2 separate regions of the Homo sapiens genome follow, and region 2 is linked to region 1. Evidence: chromatin contacts called from ENCODE Hi-C data. All regions are on one chromosome and are shown on one strand. The core of a region is the stretch at or near the end of the contact, and the rest is flanking DNA. Distances in the headings are between cores, read along the strand shown.

What was found. Hi-C counts contacts between places; a loop is a spot of excess contacts on that map. Pooled maps may share reads with other maps.
Region 2: a loop to region 1 is called in a pooled map, with 2.8 times the contacts of the local background. The contact joins two enhancer-like sites. A Hi-C loop is called at or near these places in 1 of 168 maps with a recorded cell type or tissue (endothelial cell of umbilical vein), 1 of 37 single-sample maps with no recorded cell type and 3 of 50 pooled maps.

Annotation. Positions count from the first base shown.
Region 1 is chr18:55,413,922-55,416,897 of GRCh38, forward strand. All of the region lies in intron 5 of TCF4 (transcription factor 4), which reads right to left. Among named protein-coding and RNA genes, the nearest start is that of TCF4-AS1, 37 kb to the right of the region's middle. Within about 2 kb of position 1,555, at least 5 of the 41 ENCODE cell types and tissues checked have a DNase peak (open chromatin) inside an H3K27ac peak, as active enhancers do.
Region 2 is chr18:56,442,406-56,445,381 of GRCh38, forward strand. No RefSeq gene overlaps it. Among named protein-coding and RNA genes, the nearest start is that of TXNL1, 190 kb to the right of the region's middle. Within about 2 kb of position 1,571, at least 2 of the 41 ENCODE cell types and tissues checked have a DNase peak (open chromatin) inside an H3K27ac peak, as active enhancers do.

The DNA of each region.
Region 1 (2,976 bases), core at 305-2,804:
GCTTTCTGTGTAACATGTGCTGGATGCAAGAGAGTCAACAATGCACATTATTCTCAAGGAGGTAAGAGTTTAGATGACTAAATACCAGGAGTAACACAATGCTATCCACCAGTAAGGGATATAATGGGAACCCAGAGAAGCACCAAGAAAGAGCACCCAATACAACCTCATTGAAGACAAGGTGGTAACAGGAGAGACATGTATGTGAGATTTCATGCAAGATGACATTCTAACAGAGGTAATAAGGACTTAATATTTGTTAGAATGCAATTCTTAGTTATTTGACAATGTTAAATCAAAGTAAGTAAAGACTATTAAGTAAAAATTTATATCATTTATCCAAAACAAATTTTAAGGTAACTGGAACCTAAAATTGCAAAGGGGAAAAACTGAAAGAAAAGAAAAGAAAAAAAAAACGTAGATGACATTTCTGCCCTTCCACAGCTCTAAGTTCTTTGATCACTCCACGGTTGGTTTGGAAGTTTTTATGGCTTTTGCTTACAAATTAGAAAAATTTGCAATGTAAGACAAAAGAACTATAAAAATCTAAACTGCCTTCTCTGTACAACAAATACCAAACTGACTCCATCAAGTCATTTAATTTCAGAGATACACAGAAATCACTTATACAAACTAAATTATTATAAAGACTTTGATGGAGCCTTGTCAACAAAAATTGTTGCTATTTTTAAAAGACACACTCATTACACAGAGCCCTGGCCTTCACTACCAGGACCCAAGGATGCTCTCCACCCAGGCAATGGTAGAGAGGCTGACACTCTTCCTCTGTAACTGCCCTTGTATAGTTTAGTCCTGTGTCCTGGGAGTAAAGAGACCATCAGTGATTTGTTCCTTTAACATCTCATACTCTATAAACAGCAACTGCAAAAGCAAAACAAAACAAAAAATATTTTACTCAAACTACCATTCTCAATGTCTGCCAGTGAGCACAGCTTAATTTGGTTTGCAAGGAAACCAAAAATGCTTTTATAAAGTATTATGATGTAAATATACTCATTTTCCTTGGCAAAGCAAGTGAAAACTATCAACCAACCATAACAGGAATTTTTCTACTAGGGATTACCTACCACATCCATTACAGACAAATAATCATATTTCAAAATTTCAATGACTTATCTATCCCCTTTTAAGTTCTATTCCCAACTTAGTCCAACAAGAATACTTCTCAAATACAATCAAGGCAAGGGGAATATGAAAGCAATGAAAATATGGTTAATCGTGATATACAATCAACCACTTAAAAAACTCAAGAGTATTACACACATTGCATGTTATTTGAACTATCAGGACTATCTATTTACCAAAAACACACCCAAAACAAAACCTCACCTTTATTTCCAAATAAAAACAAATTAACGGCCATACTCAGTATTAAGCTACAACTTTATAATCATGGTAAATATCTGATCAGTTGTATAAAAATAAATTGAAACAAAACAAAAAACAAAAAAAACCCAACCTTGAAAAGTAAAAGAAAGAAAGAACCTCACACACCAGTCAGTTCCTATGTGAGCAGCCAGCAGAGGGCGCACATGCCCCAACAAGAGCCGGCTATGGCCAGGCACTCCCCAAACTTATTTAGTACTAAGTCTCACCAAATCTGTATGGGGGAGGAGGGGTACAGTCAGCCGATGAGTGGCATTGATAAAACTAACGTGCTCAATTTAGGATCAGTAAGAAACATACATAAGTACACTTTAGTATTAAATACTGACTTTAACAGATATTTCTTAGCTGCTCGATGGAAAGTTGTTCATTAAAAAGATTTGTACAGAAGTGAGCTTCTGTCAGTTTTCAAGGCCACAGTAGTTTTTATTGCCCTATCTGACCTGTATGAGGACTTATTTGTAATGCAAGGATTTATGGAATTAAATTAAATATTAAATTTCTAACATAATTAACACATATTTTTGTGAGTATATTGAATTACACTTAGCAAAGTCTCTTTTAGTGTATGTATATTTCTGTGTGTCTTATACAAATCTATTAATTAACTTTTGCAACCCTAAAGCAATCAAATATGTAGCATTTAAAGAATAAATTGAGATACATAAGTTCCTTATTTTCCCACTGGTTTGTGCTTGATTGATTACTTGTAAATTGTCTATTCTGTGTCTCTATATCACAATATTTGCTTTGGGGTTTACAGTAGGTTATACCAGAAGAGTACCTCACAGCTATGTATGTACACACACATATAGGTAGGGCACTGTTTATTCTTTTAAAGAAGTTTTCCTACAGATGCAAAAGTCACAAATTGTTCCTACTGTTTTCCAAGCTTGTTGAAACAATAGCACAAATTGAAAAAAAAATTAACTCATAAAAGCACCAAATTAAAATGAACAAAGACTACATTATTTACTTTTACAGATAAAAATTAAATAGTCCATAACACATCCAATCTCTAATTTCAAATAGGTTAGAATGAATGGAAGGTCTGCCCCTAAGTTTCAAGCTAGAAAGCCTGGTAGGATAATTAGCTGCCACTGTCCCTCCACCTAAATGATCATTTCACTTGATCTTAGCCAAAAGGCTAAGAAGCGATTCCTAAATGATCATTTCAACCTCACCTCTCTATTCACGAAACAAAAACAATAAAGCCAAGTAACATTTCCATCATAATATATATATTTTTTAGCATCCTTCATAAACTTGAGAGAACTTAATTTATAGAATCTAAAAACCAGGTGGTCTACGTTACATGTAGGTCACAATAAATAATATGCCTCCTTTGGCCAATATGGCTGCACCATTTTTGCCTAAGTTAAAATGACGATGTTTCATTATTCCTAAGCTCTCAGTTCTGAAATGTTTACACAATCTGTTAAGTCCAGGGAAATTTAAATGACTTTGACATGCAGCCTGCTAAGGCCAGTGACGGGGATAATGCCTCTTTACGTGGGTAAAATTTTGTGGCATATAGGTCACTCTCTTAAGGGGAATCAACTGTGTGTC
Region 2 (2,976 bases), core at 321-2,820, 1.0 Mb after region 1:
ATAGTGATATAGTCAAATAGAAAAGATTTCAGAGGAATTAGAAAAGCAATAACAGAATATAGAACTACACTGGAGGCAAAAAGGAGTGTAATTGACACTGCAGAAAATCTATCAGAGATATGGGGGAAAACTTCAGAAGTTCAGAGAAAATTAAATATTCAGAGAAAAATTAAAATGTTAGGAGCAAATATAAAATAACATCTTGATAAACATCTACCATGTTCCAAGAAAAACAGTGGAAAGAAATAAACACATGGACCCATCTAGAAATGTATAACCACTAGGATAAAGTTTTAAACATTATACATTTATAGGTAGGAAAAAAATCAGTTTACATAGAATAAAAGGCTGGCCTCATACATTTTTCTTCTAAATGCTAAAAAAAAAAAATGAGGTAATGATTAATACATTTTGAATATGACAAAGTTGTAAACCAAGAGTATTATACCCAGCCAATTCATCTTTTTGAGTAATGAAAAAGAAAGTCTTGGAGAGGCAAAAGTGATAGTTTACCTACTTGCCCTTCTTTTAAAATTAGAATTAAAATTAGGAAAACTCAACTCAAGGAAGTCATAATGTAAAAGGACTGGTAGCCCTGTGCGGTATTACTTCAGACAACCACACTTGAACCAATGAACCTGCAAGAAAAAAAAAATTCACCTACTTCCATTAAAAAAGACTAGGGGAAATAAATTTTGTGGTCATATTTAGTGCATAAAAAATGTATATATATTTTTAATTTTAATTCAACACATTTTCTTTAAGGAGCTCATATTATTTAATAGAATATAAATAAAGAGAAAATAGCATGTTCAGAATTCATCATACTTGAGCTAAAAGAATCAATATCTTTGGCTTTGCTCTGCTGGCATTAAAGCTTTCCAAGTATCTATTTTAAAGAAGTAGGACACTGTTTCTGGCTGGTTATGTTCTCTGCACACTGACTGTTGTGCTAAGGGGTTGACTAGAAGATCTCCATGGCCCCTATTCAAAAACGCAATGACTTTTCTGGTTCAGGAAGCTCAGTCAAAGCAGCCCGCCAATCCTGCTGGTCAGCCTTGCCCTGGGATGCAAGTCTTGTCAACTGGGGTACATTTCAGAAGCTTTCTTTCCCTAATTTTTTAAATAACTTTTTTTAAATCACAAAAGTAGTCCATGCTTGTAACAGAAAATATGGAAAACTCTAAAATATAAAAAGGAAATTAGAAAATGTCTCATAATCTCATGATTCAGAGTCCTGATTTTTCATTTCCAAGAATTCCAGGAAGCAAGTCATTTAAAGGCAGGACATCACCACATCCTATGGGGCTGCCACAGTTTCCATGGCTTCACTTTGGAAAGGAGACAGACAGACTTAAGCAAGCTGCCTCGCAAGGACTTGAGCACTCCTCATCTGAGCTGTCCACACACTCCAAGCTCAAATAAAATAAATATGATAACACCCATAGAAGCACTTTATAAACTTCCAAGGATTATACAAATGTTACTTGTAATTATTCTCAGGATCAAATGGGTTGGTATACTGACATTGTCATTATTGCACAAGGGGAAATTTGTTTCTGAGGAACATTTTCTCAATTTCCTGCCTTTGAAGGGGCTGCTGTCATTTCAGCTTTTCTCTGTGTGGCAGGCTACTCTCTGGAACCTCGTCTCCCACAATGATCTGGCAAGGCCCATGGTTGATCCTGGCAGACACATACATCATTTCAGGAATCTGCTGCCATATTCATAGGGCTGCACATTTATGTATAGTGTTCAGCTCTGCGTTGACCCCACAAAAGAACACAACTTCAAATGCTTCACTTTAAGGCACAGAAAATTCAAGAAGACTGGCCTCCCAGAAGAATGCAGCAAGAGCCCAGCATTTTTACAAACATAGGTATTTATGTCTACATGCTTTCTTATTGTCGTGTGCGTCATTTACCCTGTCAAGATGTGAATGATGTTACAATAGAGCCTTGTGAGAAAGGGATGAAAAGGAAATGTTGCAATTTGTCAGGGTGCAGGGGTGGAGTTCCCTGTCCTTAATTTCATGTCCCCTAAATCACGGCTGGTGGCCTTGTTGTTCCTTGTCTGGGAACACTCTTCTCTAGGCTTACCTAAAACCACTCCTTCCTAATTTTCCAGCCACATAACTGGTCATTTTCTTTCCTGGTCTCCTTACTCATTCCCCCTTCTCTGCTCAACTTTTAAATGTTGGAGTGATCTCAGTCTACAGCTTCCAGAGAGCCAAGCTCTTGTCTGATGGTTTGCCACTATAGCCTCTCATGACAAGAATAACGTCTGGCACTTAGTAGCTGCTCACTAAGTATGTTCAAATGAGTGCATGAAGTCATATATGAATTTATGAATTGCTGACAACCTCTCTATTTCAATTGCTGACAACCTCTATATTTCATAACACAAAATTTTCTCACACTTCCAAACAATTTATTCTCATGCCCAGAGCTGCCTACCATTGCTAGGTCATTTCATTGAATAAGATTCATGAATGTCTGCCTGTAGCTTTAGACCCAAGCCCCCCCGCCCTTCCCTTTATGAAGATACCTAAAGTCACATGGCCCATGGATCTCCTGCCTTACAATCAACTCTCATTGAGGCATCCACCTCTCTCTTCCTTATTCTTTGAAACACTTATAACCAAAAGAATTACAGTATCTAGTCAAGCAGTATTTTCCATCCCTAATCAAGGGAAGCTGCAATTCATTCCAAATACTTTGACTTTCAGGAAAATGCCCCCAGTATTTCTCCTCTATTAGAAAACTCAAAAACAAACAAAAAACTCTCTGCAGAATGAGGCCATGTAAAATCACTAGTTTCAGAAACCCATTATTACATGAGGGCAAACTAGGTCATTTTCTGAGCCTCAGTTTCTCCTTTGCTGATGTTGGTGTAATAGTATTAGAAAGAATTAGATCAGATAATGCACTAGAAAGGGTCTAGGACCATTCCTGGGACTCAGGACATTGAGAAGAT